Regions from separate parts of the Homo sapiens genome. Here all the other regions are linked to region 3. The links are chromatin loops, found by intact Hi-C in ENCODE. Cell type or tissue: mammary epithelial cell. All regions are shown on one strand.

What was found. A loop is a pair of places that touch in the nucleus more often than their neighbours do. Peaks named below come from ENCODE experiments on the same cell type or tissue, not always from the same donor. Only the 100,000 strongest peaks of a DNase experiment are listed, where the experiment ranks them.
Region 1: a loop joins it to region 3, with 9 times the contacts of the local background. A loop is called at or near these places in 88 of 110 quality-filtered maps.
Region 2: a loop joins it to region 3, with 24 times the contacts of the local background. A loop is called at or near these places in 77 of 110 quality-filtered maps.

The regions. Positions count from the first base shown.
Region 1 is chr2:189,091,453-189,096,452 of GRCh38, forward strand. COL5A2 (collagen type V alpha 2 chain) reads right to left here. Exons shown (of 54, transcript NM_000393.5): 7 at 858-968. Among named protein-coding and RNA genes, the nearest start is that of MIR3129, 39 kb to the right of the region's middle. In mammary epithelial cell, a CTCF peak has its summit at 3,055 (motif pointing right); a DNase peak (open chromatin) is centred at 3,059.
Region 2 is chr2:188,522,004-188,527,003 of GRCh38, forward strand. GULP1 (GULP PTB domain containing engulfment adaptor 1) reads left to right here. Exons shown (of 12, transcript NM_016315.4): 5 at 753-824. Among named protein-coding and RNA genes, the nearest start is that of MIR561, 230 kb to the left of the region's middle. In mammary epithelial cell, a CTCF peak has its summit at 2,692 (motif pointing right); no DNase peak of the experiment used is centred here.
Region 3 is chr2:189,410,677-189,415,676 of GRCh38, forward strand. It overlaps a transcript of COL5A2 not described here. Among named protein-coding and RNA genes, the nearest start is that of WDR75, 28 kb to the right of the region's middle. In mammary epithelial cell, a CTCF peak has its summit at 1,884 (motif pointing left); no DNase peak of the experiment used is centred here; H3K27ac peaks cover 842 bases.

The DNA of each region.
Region 1 (5,000 bases), 320 kb before region 3:
ACCCTTATTAGTCAGCAACTATCAGCATCAAAGCAAAACACCCTATCAGCAAAAAGATTATGGCTTGCTGAAAGGTCAGATGATTATTAGCAATTTTTAACAATAAGGTATTTTTAATAAAGAAATATACCTTGTTTTTTAGACATAATGCTATTACACACTTTATAACAGACTATATTGTGGAAAAACATAAGTTTATATGCACTGGGAAACAAAAAAAAATTCACATAACTCACTTTACTGCAGTATTTCACTTTATTGAGGTGGTTTGGAACTGAACCCACAATATCTCCATGGTTTGCCTGTACTTATAAATCCCCTATGTCTGACATTAACAATTCAAAGAAGTCGGTATTGAAAGGCTTTTTGTTTGACTTTACTTCAAGTAAAAAAACTAAAATTGAAGAAATAATTAGGTGTCATTTTTAGTGTCAACTCAATGGCCTTCTCATATCCCTCATCATGGATGTGTCATCCTCTCTTGTGGAGGATACGGAGCAGATTTTTTTGGCATTCTGAGCCTAGAGAATAGGACAGATAAATCTCTCATTTCATTTAAAGAGGGGGAAAGCAGTGGTTCTTTAGAATCAATAGAAAAAACAAAGCACATAGAGTCTAGAGCTGACATTGAGAAATACAAACAATTTGAAGCAGTACTTTAGAAAATACTTCTTCCAATTTTTCCAACAATTCCCTGTGGGTTTATTAGTTCTACTGTCCATAGCAGTGTTGACCTTATTTAACTGCTCTTACAGTCAAGTGTCAATATCTGAACAGACACAATTTAAAATCCTAACAATATATCAATAATTTAAAACATGACCTGTACGTGACATCAAACAATGCACACAACTCACCCTGCTCAAGCCATCGGGTCCTGGGTGGGACGGATGTCCAGGAGGTCCTGGAGCACCAGGTTGACCAGGAACACCTGGTTCTCCATCAATTCCCTGAGGTCCACGAGGGCCCTGGAAAACAAGCCAGTTAAAATTAGAACCCACTGCCAAATATACACTTAGTAGAAAGCTAAAGGCACAGACTTCTTAATGGCAAGGGAGTGTTTATTATTTTAAAAATACATGGCAATCTAGCCACTTAGAGTAATTTCATCAGCCATGTCACTACTGATTTCAGCATAGGTCTGAACTTCTACCATTCGGATGTGGTCTGGGTAAGAATTTTATGTGGTGTGTTAAATACCCAGAAATCAGCATTCTTAGAATAATTATTTTTAAAATTTTCAGTTCAACAGTATTCTAAAGTGAACTTCCTTATTTGATTGAGTTTTTGCCGTGCAAGGGTATTTGATCAACAATTATAAATTCACTTGTCTGTCACTGAAATTACAGTGGATTGTCATTGGATTACAGTTAACTATGTATACGTCTGCTTAACTTCTCCCTTCCCCCCAAAATTCAAGAATCCCTTGATTGGAGTTTGTAGAGATTTTCTGTCTAATTGTTTAATGCTTTGCATAGTTCCTGGTACATACTAGACACTCAATACATGCATATTATATTGTTACCTTTCAGTCCTCTTTAATACTTTAAAGCCTGGCACACTTTATTTTACTTCCCACCCCCAGAGGAAGACTAGACCATTGAGAAATTAGAGGCAAAGGCACTGTGACCCAGCCAAGTCTAAGTTCTCAGAGAAGTGAGCAATGATTTCTAGCTGCCAAATTCCACCCTTCTCCTAACCCACATTCTGAAGGCAGCTTGGGGAACAGCCACGTCCTCAGTTCTGGAAATGCTCCGTCCTCTAACCTCATCATTCCCACAAGGCTAGTTAAGTATTTTCTGGCTCCTTAACCCTAAAGAATCTTGAAAGGCTTCAAAAAGAAAGGACCAAAAAGTCATCAGGCAATATGCTTTTTATAATTATAAGCAGGGATCAAGGGAAATATGGTAAATGAAGTTTAATAGTTAAAAAAAGAACTCCCATGCTTAAACATGAGAATACCTATGGGACCACAGTAAGCAATTCAAATAGGAGCTGATAGTGCAGAGGGAGCAAACACAGGACAAGCTCAGGTGGTGGAGGTGGCAGTTTGTATATGATGGTTTTGGGGAGGGTGGCATCATAGCTATTCAGAAATTTAATTATTTTAATATATTTAAACATTTATATAGACATATTTACTTCTTGCAGTAGTGGGACAAACAAGCAAATTTATCTATTAAATAGAAGTAGAATACTTAGCCTGAAAAACTTATATTTAAAAATGATATCTTAGAAAATTATTCTCAGTTTTTAAAAATCAAAACTTTTCTGACTCCTAAACTACTAACAATTTACTTCACACTTCATTATACACAACAGAGGCTGATTTCAATTGTTCTCTAGGACTCCTGGATCATATGAATGAGAGTAACATGAACTGGATATGTATATGACAGCACAGACAAAATAATAGTCTGGTTTATTCATACAGCCTTGTGTAGAAAACTCTGATTCTGTTCTTGCAATGCTCAGTTGCTAATTAATAACCAGATATTATTACATACAAAAAGTGAACTAATGCATAATCTCTGCTCCCAATGAGAGTTCCAAAGAGACATACACAAAACTATATTTATTGTCAACAGGAGTGGAGATAAGTTTGAGAAATATTCATTAGTCCTCCAAAGAGATTGTGACTTTCTCCATTCTTCTGTAATTAACACTTCGTATTTCAAAGTCTGATCCTAAGATTGTTTTCATTGACTTCAGATTCATTATATGTCTCCACGGAATGCCCTCTAAATAGCTTATGAAATTTACTGTTGCACAGATTAAGATTAAAATTAATAAAAACGTCTATAAAAATTATCTAAAATTAAGTGAACACAAGAATGTTTACCGGTAAATATCAAAAGCAAATTAGAATTTGGGAGCTCATTAAAAGTATCTATTTTTATATCTCCAAGTGAGCTGAATTACATAATTCTTATATTAAGGTAAATGTTACATTTATTATCATTCCCTTCCATTTCCAAGATACTCAAATACCTCCGCAGTAATCTACAATAAAAAAGTACTTTGAGGTTGCCACTAGGTGGCGATGTTTAAACATCCACAAGTAGAAAAGACGAATGACCGGGAACTGTTAAAGAACTTCATTTCTCTCGTTTCTCTCTCTCTCTCTTTCTCTCTGACACACACACACACACACACACACACACACACACACACACACACACACACACACACACATAAATGTTATAGATGTTAAGATCTAGTATATTTCCCATTTTACAGATCAAGAAACATACCAATAGTGGTTAAGTGTCATGTGCAACTAGAACTTAGCACATCATTGACGGTCCATCTCCTGACAGTTTGCTAGCTTGTCACTATGAAGTTATCTGAACAATACACTTAAAACTGAGGACGTGTGATGAGAGACAGTCATGAAAATCATTGGCTAATCCTGAAGGTCTTGTAGGAGTATCTCATACTGAACTACTGACATACTAGTTCTCAGTCCAGAGCTATTTTGCCTGGATTTGGCAATGTCAAGAAACATTTTTAACTGTCACAATTGTATGGGGGATGGCAGTTTCAACTGGCATCTAGTGGGTAGATACCAGGAATGCCGCAAAACTTCCTACAATGCATATGGAATTATTTGGCCTAACATATCAATAGTGTTAACAGTGAGAAACCATGCTGTACATTGTGAGCCTTCCGTACTGTTTGATGGTAATATAATGGTGGGGGTGGGGGAATGCTATTTATGATATTGTGACAGCCATAATTTTAGTCCAGCTAAGCAGCTCCCAGAAGGCTTGAGACATGAGGCAAAACATTCTACCTATGGGCATTCTGTTACATCATGCCCATCATTTCATATACATCATTTCATGCAAAGCTATACATCATTTCATATCTTGAAATCGGTGTAGGCAGGCATTAAAAGATTTGTTAAACACTTACCATCACACCAGTTCTTTGCTAGGATTAAGAGAGGAACAGATTTCCTACTTGGATATCTGCCAGGGTTGTCTCACTTGATTCCTCCTAAAAATCTACCCCCCTTTCTCCCTCTCTCTCTCTCGCTCTTTCATACACACACACACAAACACACACACACAACACGCACACACTTATACCCAATTCACATTGATTGTCTCAGGCCTAACCAAGACAGGAAATTGACCACATCACAAAGTCAAATAGGGAAAATAAGTGAGAAGGGTTGGGGAGTAGATTCTTTGGATCTTAACCAGGAACTCTGGAAGTCTGGTCCTACAACAACTTCTACCTAGACTTAGGACCCAATGTTATCAATTACTTACAGTGTACAAATACACCAATGCAAAATCTTTTTTTTTTTTTCTGTCACGACCACCCATCCTCCACCCAACTGATGTTATTTTCTACCTATTTCTGTCTTTCTAGATCTAGGAGAGACATCTGGAGACCTACAGCAGTGTTTAAGCTACCAACACTAGTGAGAAAACTCAATACAACCACAGTGAAGAATGGGGCATATAATAATCTGGACACACCCCAAGATATGGCCAATCTCTTGGGGCACTGCTTTGCACCTACATGCCTGCAAGTAACATCCATAGTGCAGCCCCGTTTAAGAAAAAGTACTGACATCACACTATATATGAGGTGAAATGAGTAGAAGGATAATGTAGTAACAAGAATGAAACTAGTGGCAAGAGTTCCTAGGCATATGATCTAAAATATATTTTATCCTCATTTATATATTCAAACTTGTCTGCTGTTTGCTTATCTTCTAATCCTCCCATTTAAATATGGATAAATATATATTTAAAAGGATAAAAATCTACTGAGAGTTTTAATAGATACATTAGAGAAAAAATTAAACAGTACAAACAAAATTTTCTAATTGAAACATGGGATAATGGGAGCAATATACAAATGAATACAGTTATTTAGTATATGAAAGACATTAGATTTTAGAAGTGATACATAAGAAAAAACGTTGTAGGGAGGCCGAGGCGGGCGGATCACATCCTGGCTAACACGGTGAAAACTCGTCT
Region 2 (5,000 bases), 890 kb before region 3:
AGGCAGAGCTTGCAGTGAGCCGAGATAGCGCCACTGCACTCTGGCCTGGGCGAAAGAGTGAGACTCCGTCTCAAAAACAAAACCAAACTAAAACAAAACCAAAAAACAGTACAATTGTAGATCATGTATGTTTTATTTCTTTAACTATAGCTTTACTTAGTTGTATATCTTGGCTATTAAAAGAAGCTTGTATTTTAAATTCTACATGTTAGATGAGTCTCATAAGTGGAAAACAAAGAAAAATGTTTACTTGAAAAAAAAAGCTAATGGCGAAATCTTTGGCATCAGCAGGCAGAGGCAAGTGGGGAGAGACGTGAGAAAAAAAAGAAATTGTAAACTTTGAAATTTACTATTGATGTTAAATATAGTAACAAAATACAATTACATGCTTTGAATGAAAAATAATTTTTAATTACTAATAAGTTTACTAAATTTTAACTGTTGAGATCAACATTATTCCCTTGGGCCTAATAAAATAACTTTAGTTTTCTTTCCAGTAAAAATCTACAAGTAAAATATTTAGAAAACAAGTATGTTTTTAAAAATAATCTTTGATTAACAGGAAGTATAAATGATAAAGTTTAGTTACATTTTCATATAATATAAAAATAATATAAAATAATAATTCTATTTAATTAACATATGAGTTTGCATTACTATTAAACCATTCTATTATGCAATCTTATATTTCAACATGATGCAATGATATATGATATGGTAAAAGCCTGTGTCTCACAAATGACCATTTTCAGTTTCTTGGCAGTACAGAAGTGGAACAGCCAAAAGGAACAGAAGTTGTGAGAGATGCTGTAAGGAAACTAAAGGTAGGGAAAGGCCTTCAAATAAATTACAAGTGTATTGACTCTGTCATGTTTTCAGCAGATTGATGGAGATCAAAGCATGAACAGCTTTGCTGCAGGTATAGCTTCACCCTATTAAAAATGAACTATTGAACAAATGTAATCATATCAAGGAAACATTTTTAATAACAAACATGTACACAAAATTGTGTTTAAAATATGGCATACTGTTCACATTTTTCTAAGGTATAATGTGTCATATTAAAAATAATATTTTATGGCAGTGTGTCTTGAATATTTGTTTTGTAGCTTGCCTTTACTTTGCTTGGATAATGTGAACCTATGTCCCAAATCAAAAGCTAGTAATGGCATAACAACTGTCTTTAAAAGCTAAGATATAATATCCACCAGTTAAAAATGTGGAGTCAGAGTTGATTCCAGCCAGAATTTTGCAGTGACACTGTATGTTAAAGATTTCCTAATCTACAGGTCCAACAGGATCTGGCAATGTCCGTAAGTAGCCATGGGGAAACTGGTGAGACTAAGAGAGGAGAGAAGGACATTTAATAAGCAACCCCACATATCCTAGTCAACAAGTTTCCTGAGAAAATCTTACATAAGATGCTACACACCATGTTTTTCTAATTGTTCCGCATCTCGAAGGACATTGTTGTCACTGAGCTTTTGAAATTTACAAAACTCCTTCAACAGAATTCTCAGCTTTATCATATAAGAAAATACACATTATCACTACTTTTTTTTTTTACACAGTTAAATGTTATTCTCTATAGTTGCTCTCGTATTTTTGGAGAAACAACCCTTCTCTAACTTTATTTGGTTTAGGGACCATCCGGTTATTCTAAAGGAGGGTTAGACCTCTGAGTGTGCCAGGCAAAGTCAGAGACATTAAATGGTATTACTTTGCTTTGAGAATATCATATCTGGTGGAATCCACTCTGTGTTTAAATTGAGAAATAATTGAATTGGCATGACTTCTATTCTGGGTAAAGAAATAAAGGTCAATAATATTTTATCCATCTTATTTTATATGAGAATATTTTACTAATCGTTTTAAGTAAATATGCTAAAATCTCCGAAGATAATATCACTCCCATTTGGGAAAAAAGTGGATTAGCCAACTATTTATTTCCACCATTCATTAGGTAATAATTCAGATTTGCCTTTTATTGGCCACTAGTTTTAATCATTCCAAAAGAGGATTTAAAAGGGCTCACAGTTTATGGACACATTAGAATAGGATTCTATTTAAATGCTTTTAAAATGTTGAGGATTCTGGGCATGAATCCAACTTCACTACAATCAGAATGTTTTATGAAAGAACAATGTTATTTACACATAGTATTTCTTTATGCCTAGGAGGTTGTTTATTCAGTCAACCCAAATCAAAAACCAAAAAAAATTCAATTGAATAATGAATAGATCAAATGTAAAGATATATTTGAAATCAAATGCTTTCTAAACAATGACGAGTTTACATATATTTTGCAGGATTTTGTATGTATTTCTATGGAGTTTCATGTTTAGAAATGTACTCTGTTAATAAAAGAATGTGACCTACAATAAGGTAAAAAATTAGGTAGTATAGTTTAAAAATGCACACTTATTTTATAGTAGCTGTTTTTTCTCAAATGTCTTCCAAAAGGGAGTGTATTTAATAAGCAATTTTACTGTGCTGATTGCAAACATTTTGTATATCAGGAAAGTATATCTAAGGGTAATGATTCATACACTAATGATAATGAATAAAACAATGCTTTTTATCTATTTTTATATATATATATTTTTTTTTTGCTTTTTTTGTGTGTCAAGGGTCAGAAGCTACAATTCAAAGTATACTAAGAATATTTTTTAAATGTCAAGCCTGGCGCTACTGGCTCGCAATGGCCAGTAGGTGGTGGTGTGGCTCTACTAAAAAAAAAGAGAAAAAAGAACCTTGCTCTTTGATCATACTTACACATCTCCATTTTAATTTCCTGCTTATTTTTCTTTAACATATGAATTCTGACTACTTTTAAAAAAATCTATATAATTCAGTATGTGAATTTATTTGCCATGTAAGGTAACATTTTATTTATATTTACTCCTTTTTCAGCAATATTAATGTAATGGCTTCTGATATTAAAAAAGAATTTAAAATTTAAGAATAAAAGCTGATGGAAAAATTAAAGAATTCTCAACAATGAATTTTTCATGCTTCTGTGTTTAATGATGCCTGCTTAGTTTTCAAAAAAATTTAAAACTGACTTTTTTACACTCTTTCTATCATTTTTTAGAGAATTTACAGTTTATAAATTTTTCCTTTATAAATATAATTATTTTTATAAGTATTAACCTTTTAAGGTTCAGATACTATATTTATCAAAACATGTTCTTTATTTCCTAATCATGTTCAGCAGTTTCTATTTCTTAATCATGTTTTAGCTGGGCTTGGTGGCACACACCTGTAATCCCAGCTACTTGGGAGGCTGAGGCAGGAGAATCACTTGAACCTGGGAAGCAGGGGTTGCAGTGAGCCGCGATCGCGCCATTGCACTCCAGCCTGGGCAACAAGAGGGAAACTTCATCTCAAAAAACAAAAAAACAAAAACAACAACAAATAAAACAAATTTTCTAAAATGTAGTAATTTTAAACCCTTTCAACTTCTATGTATTGAATAGCATTGTTATTGGAACGAATTTTATTTTTAATAGTGATTTATATATATTTTATTAATACAACTAGTACAGATGTTGGGGGCTGAATGTATTTCATACACAATTTGTGATGTTTACATGTAAGTAAGTATTGATATATAGATTAAAAGCTTATCAATTTCCCTGGGAGATACCCAGTGGGCAGCATTCCTGGAACCCAGTTTTAGACTGAAGATCCCCTCACTGCAGTACAACTAAATTAAAGTTACACGAAATTACTGCAAGAAAATGTAGCCGTTGGGAATTGCTGTCAAGTCTTGTGAAGTCTCAGCCTAGTAGATTTTCCATTTGAACTCACTCTTTCTGTGTTGTATAACACTATTTTGTCTTCACAATCAGTTACCTAATTAATAAAACATTTAGAGCTTAATTTAATTATATATAAACATCGCTCATTTCCCGCAGGATTATTAGAAATACTTTAAATTAAAAATATAAACATGAGAACCCCAGAGAAGAATAGCTTCAAATAATAGGCCCGAAGTAGTAAATTAATTTTATTGCCTAACACTCTATATTCCATTAGTAGTTTACTTAATTTCACTTTTTAAAAAGTCCTCTGAGAAATGGATAGAAATTATATAATAAGATTGAAACTCAGTTGTGCTCCCTTTAAATTTTCTTTAACAGTTCTATTTATCAGTAGTATATATTTAACCAAATACTTTATTTCAAGTACTACTCCATCCTTCCCCATCATTTTATGATGACAAAGGCTTGGTTATATTTGTTTGTTGCATCCAGTCATTCTCCAAAATGCTTATGCATCACTTCCTTTGAATACTTTTTATTGGATTATTATATTCAGGGTTTAATGGCAGATCACTGTATCCATCTAGATCTACCAAGAAATAAATCCACTGAAGCAAAAATTGAAAGAAATTTACAAAAAAAGACTCTTCAAGCATTAACATTAAAGTAGTAAATAGGGAGAAAATAGAATATAATGTTATGTAGATTGATCAACATATCTTCCTAAGATTAATTAGAAATATTAGGAAGGCAAGAGGTCTGTAAGTAGGAAAAGGGACTTAGAGGGGAGCATGCAAACTATAGAATACAGTTAGCTTAAGTTTTAGGAAAAAAAAGAAAGGCAGGAAGGAGAATATTAAACTGAATAAAATATAGATTGAATGAATATAACCTTAGGCATGAGAGTTGTGTAACATATGTTCAAAAATCAAGGCCAATAACCAGTGTAAACCTTGATATGCATGAAGGTAGAACTGGGAATTTTCTTTTCTAAATGCAGAAAATATATTGTATAAAAGAAAAAATTATTTGGTGAATATCTGCAAAACTAATTACTAGGCCTAATTCCTAAAAACCCACTTTATGACCATGGTACATAGCTTATCTGGGACTTACTGTTCTTATCTTTGAAATAAGAAGCTTAGATTGCATGAACCTGAAGCTGTTTTGAGCACAATTAATTCATCCTGTTATGAAGAAGAGAGAAAAGTTTCAGAAAACCTAGATTAGAGA
Region 3 (5,000 bases):
ATGGACTTTAGTGATTTGATATAAAGACAAACTCAAGGCTTGTTTATGTTTACATAACAAAACAAAAATTATGTGAATATATATGCAATTGCCTAAATTTTTAGTGAATTGATGTATTTTATGAATGCAATTAGAAGGTAACTCAGTAACATTAAGAATAACTAAATTTTTACAGTACAAATGGTCACATATTATCCTCTTGAAGTAATATGTCAAAGTACTTTAAAATTATAATTATTAACTTTAAATTAAAGAAAATTTTGCATTTATATTTCCAACTGTTTAAGCATGACTAAATCTGGCCTCATCCTTTCTTTCTAGTCTCAGCACCGAATTACTCCCTCCATGTGTCTCTAAGAAAACCGTATCAGTGTTTTTTTATGTTTCCCAAACCCATCATACTAGTGCTCATTTCATTCTGCTACCTGGAAAATACCTTCCATTTTACTGCCTAGATAAATTATCCTCCATCTTTAAATGATGATATTAATAATATTGACGCCCAACTCCAATATCACCTTCTCTGTAAAGTCTTCTTTATTTTCTCAGAAATATAGATTGGCTCTTCTGTGCTGACAGATTTTTTTCTTTGCCAATATAATAATAAATTATGATTTGATGTCTATGTGCTTTAAACCTAAGTTACAACGAATGTTCCTTAAGACTAGGACCTGCTTCAATCGTTTTTTTTATTCTAGCACAATACCTGAGATAGAATCTCAACAAATATCTTTTAAAAGAGAAAGGGAAGGGCAGAGCAAGAAGGAAAAGAAAGTAGTTAGGTGTTCATTCTAATAACTCCACCTACTTTTTTTTGGAAAATTATCAGAAGCACAAATTATCACATGGTTGGAAATCTATGAACTATCACCAGCACAATTCAGATGTCGGTAGACTTTCAAAGTATTTCACATATCAATATAGCATTTTAATATTTGGAACTATAGCAGTAAGAAGTTATATAGGTGTTGAATCAACATCTGACTATTACTGCAAGTCTTTGGGAAAATAGAAGTTCTGAGTTATTACTCAAATGATAATATCAATAAGATCTTGTTTGATTTTTTTTAAAAAGCACATGATTAGGGTGAACAGCTTTCTAATTAAAAAACAGTTAAACAAAACTTGGCATTTATAGGAAAGAAAATCATATTGTTTTTAAGAAAAGAGTTTCAAGTACTAGCTAACATTTACTTCAAGCAACAGTTTCCCAGGAATGAATTGCTACATACTAATGGGGTCAAAGACACTAGACGATTCTCCAGAGGCCCTTTTCTATGGAAAGGGGCTTCCAAAATAGTGGGAGTGGAAAAAGAAGCTAGGGAACTGTTTCTTCATGCACCAAATGCCTTCTCAGAGTACTAACATCTGTTTCAGTTTACATACTTTAAGTATGACTTTACACATGGAAATTAAACTTAGGCATCATGCCTAAGAAGAGGCCTGTCTGCAAAAGAACAACGTGTACTATCACCAGCTGGAATTTGTATAGGTCCACATTCTACAAGCACAATATCCTGTGAGCCGCAGTCCCAAAATCCAAATGTCACAAAACATCATCCTAACGTTCGTGAAATGTTTATAGTAGAGAGGGAAAAGACAGTGAGAAAGAGGAATATAATTGAGAAACAATATGGAGAAGTTCTAGAATTTAAGATGCAAGAAATACTTTTGTACATAAAGACCACTAAAAATCCAAAGATCTTTTTGCATTTATTTATATTAAGAAATACTCATTCTATAACATTCCACTAAGTTTATTTATTAGACATTTACAATATTTTTTGATTCACTAACAGAATAATTATAATCTCTGGTTAGGCAAGCATAATGCAAACCTGCAAAAATAATGATGCTCCTTTGCTGCCACCATGTGGTCTGTCTGTATTTTTGCAGTTGTGGCTTCAGTTTCTAAATAATTTCACACTTGGTTCTGAAGCCATCAACATCAGCTCAGATCTCTAGTATGAAAATACCATTAAAAACTTGAAGAATACAAGATCTTCTGCAATGTCATTTACATACCAATGAATTGCCAATCAATTGATAGTAAACAGGAGCCAACAATGTAGGAAGCATTGTATTATGTTACCTAGAAAAACAATACATTGTCTTGTGTTCAAAGAGCACACATCTCTTAACATCAAAACATAGAAAAATCAAGGACTAATACGCAGCGACTCAAGAATTATCATATAATTGGATGGCAGTGAGTCGTAAAGAAAACTTCCAAGTTCTCTGAGTGGAAAGTAGAAAGGTGCCTGAGAATGTTCGTGGAAGAGAATGGAAAAGTTGTATGGCTGTTAGAAGAGAGTTAGATAGATAGTATGAAAGCAAGAGAGCATTTTAGGTAGAGGTAACATTAAGTAAAGGTCCAGATGTAGAATCTTTAATGAATATTCACAGAATAATTTCTATAGTGAAGTTTATGAAGTCAAAACAAAGAAAATAGATTAGAAAGATAGGTCGGGTCAATTTATGACAAGCCTTTATTGCCAGACCAAGAAGCCTGGATTTTAGCCTATAGATCAGGGAAGCTATTGATTCAACATACAAATTTTTTCCCATTGTAGATATAATTCCTCTGCCACATGAACATCTATGAATGTATGTAAAAATAACTTATTTCCCAAACAGAGAATACTCCAGCAGTTAGGATCCTCTAATCACTCATCCCAAGTAAGTAATTTATGGTTACAAGAGCCCTGAAATCAAAGTCAACCAGTAAATCACTGCCAAATCTCCAGGGAAAAAAAATTAAATAAGTATTAAAAAGGATGACGACTGGGCCCAAGGAGATGTGAGACCTTCCTAATAGTCCACTGAGGTCTTCTGTTCTGAGAAGATAAGGTGTGCATTGCAGGGAAGAAGAAGAATTTTAACAAGGAAAACAAAAGAAATTTACGCTCATTAGAACCTTTCACAGCGAAGTACAATGTAATTTGTGTTAGGGAGGGGCCGGGTTCAGTAAAAAGGAATTAGCGGCCGGGACAGGCATGAAGTAGGACTCAGATGTCCAGGTAAAAGTAACAATCCCAGCATTGAATCCATTCACTTAAAATGATTGATGAAAGATTCACAAAAGAAAAACAGCTTCCTTGGCGTCATTTTTTTTTTTTTTTTTTTTTTTTTTGAGACTCAGTCTCGCTCTGTCACCCAGGCTGGAGTGCAGTGGCACAATCTCAGCTCACTGCAACCTCCGCATCCCGGGTTCAAGAGATTCTCCTGCCTCAGCCTCCCAAGCAGCTGGGATTACAGGCGCCCGCCACTGCGCCCGGCTAATTTGTGTATTTTTAGTAGAGACGGGGTTTCACCATGTTGGCCAGGCTGGTCTGGAACTCCTAACCTCAGGTGATCCGGCCACCTCCACCACCCAAACTGCTGGGACTACGGGCGTGAGCCACTGTGCCCGGCCTTGTGTGTCATATTTTATTGGATGCTATATTGATTTATTTTCAAAAATGAAGTTACAGAGCACCATGAGGAATAAGGAATCTCTGGAATAAAGTTCAAATAACAGCTCTTCAGTCTTCGCAAGTGTAAAATCAAAGGGGAAATTTACATACAACCCTCTTGAGGAAAAATAGTAATTATCAAAGAAATACTGTAAAAATTCATATTGTAAATATAAACATTTTCCTAATTGTAACATAATATGCACAGATGGTTCCTGCTCATTATTACAAAAACAGCTCTCTACATTAATATTCAAAATAGCAATACTCTTTCCTTTATTCTTGGACAGCTTTCAAACTGCTTTCTGGGACCCTAAAGACCCTAAGAATGTTTCCCTTCTAAGCTGGGCGCAGTGGTTCTCGCTGGTAATCCTAGCACTTTGGGAGGCCGAGGATCACTTTAGGTCAGGAGTTCAAGACCAGCCTGGCCAACACGGCAAAACCCCCGTCTCTACTAAAAATACAAAAATTAGCCAAGTGCGGTGGCATGCGCCTATAATCCCAACTACTCGAAGGCTGAGGCCTGAGAATGGCTTGAGCCCGGGAGACAGAGGTTGCATTGCAGTGAGCCGAGATCGCACCACCCCACTCCAGCCTGGGTGACAGAGTAAGACTCTGTCTCAAAAAAAAAAAAAAAAAAAAAAAGAATGTTTCCGTTCTAGAGTCTTCTACTCCTCAATGACTTTTCCTTAGGCAAAGGACACAACAGCATTAGATATTAACGTCTTTTCTTTAATTCTTATATTTTGTGGATACATAAAATTCATAGGCAGCGCTTCCTCCATATGACAGAAAAGCAAATATCCAAATATTAGAATTAAATAATAGGTGTGAACAAAAACAAAGGAATGATATTCCAAACTTCTATTAATAAGAAGCATTAGTGAACTATAGTGGAAAGAACTCTGGACTGGGTTTATCTTATTACTTTCTTTCTAGTCTCTTAAGTTAAAAACTTAATTATTTTCCATCGTCTTTGTGCTCTAATAAATGCCACTGAAAGATATAAACTTTCCTCTGAATATTGCTTTCTTTGCAGTTATGGTAAGTTAGCACTCCCATCATTTATTTCTAATAGTGATATGTTCTATTATGATGACATTTTAACTTCAGTTATTTAGGGTAAATTTTTTTAAATTTTCAAATAGATAATTTAATTTTGCTTTCCTCAATATTCTTTAGACAATTATTTATAATTTTGAATTTTCTTGAACCGTGGTCAGTAAATATGGCCTGCAGGATGTATGCTATTATCCTTTATGGTCTAAACGATGGTCTTTTTTTTAATATTCCATGTGCATTTCGGGAAAAAAGTATGTTGTCTATTGAATGTGTATGTAAATTAGATCAATCTAGTTAATTGTGTTATTGAAGAATTCTGCCTCTCTACATTTTTCTACTTGGTCAGTGGATTTGTAATTGTCAACTTCACCTTTAATTTCTATTGGTCCTGTTTTAAGTAGTTTGAAGCTATGTTGTTGAATCATAACATGTCCATAAAATATCTTCTTGATGGAATGGAATATATATACATTTTTCTTTTTT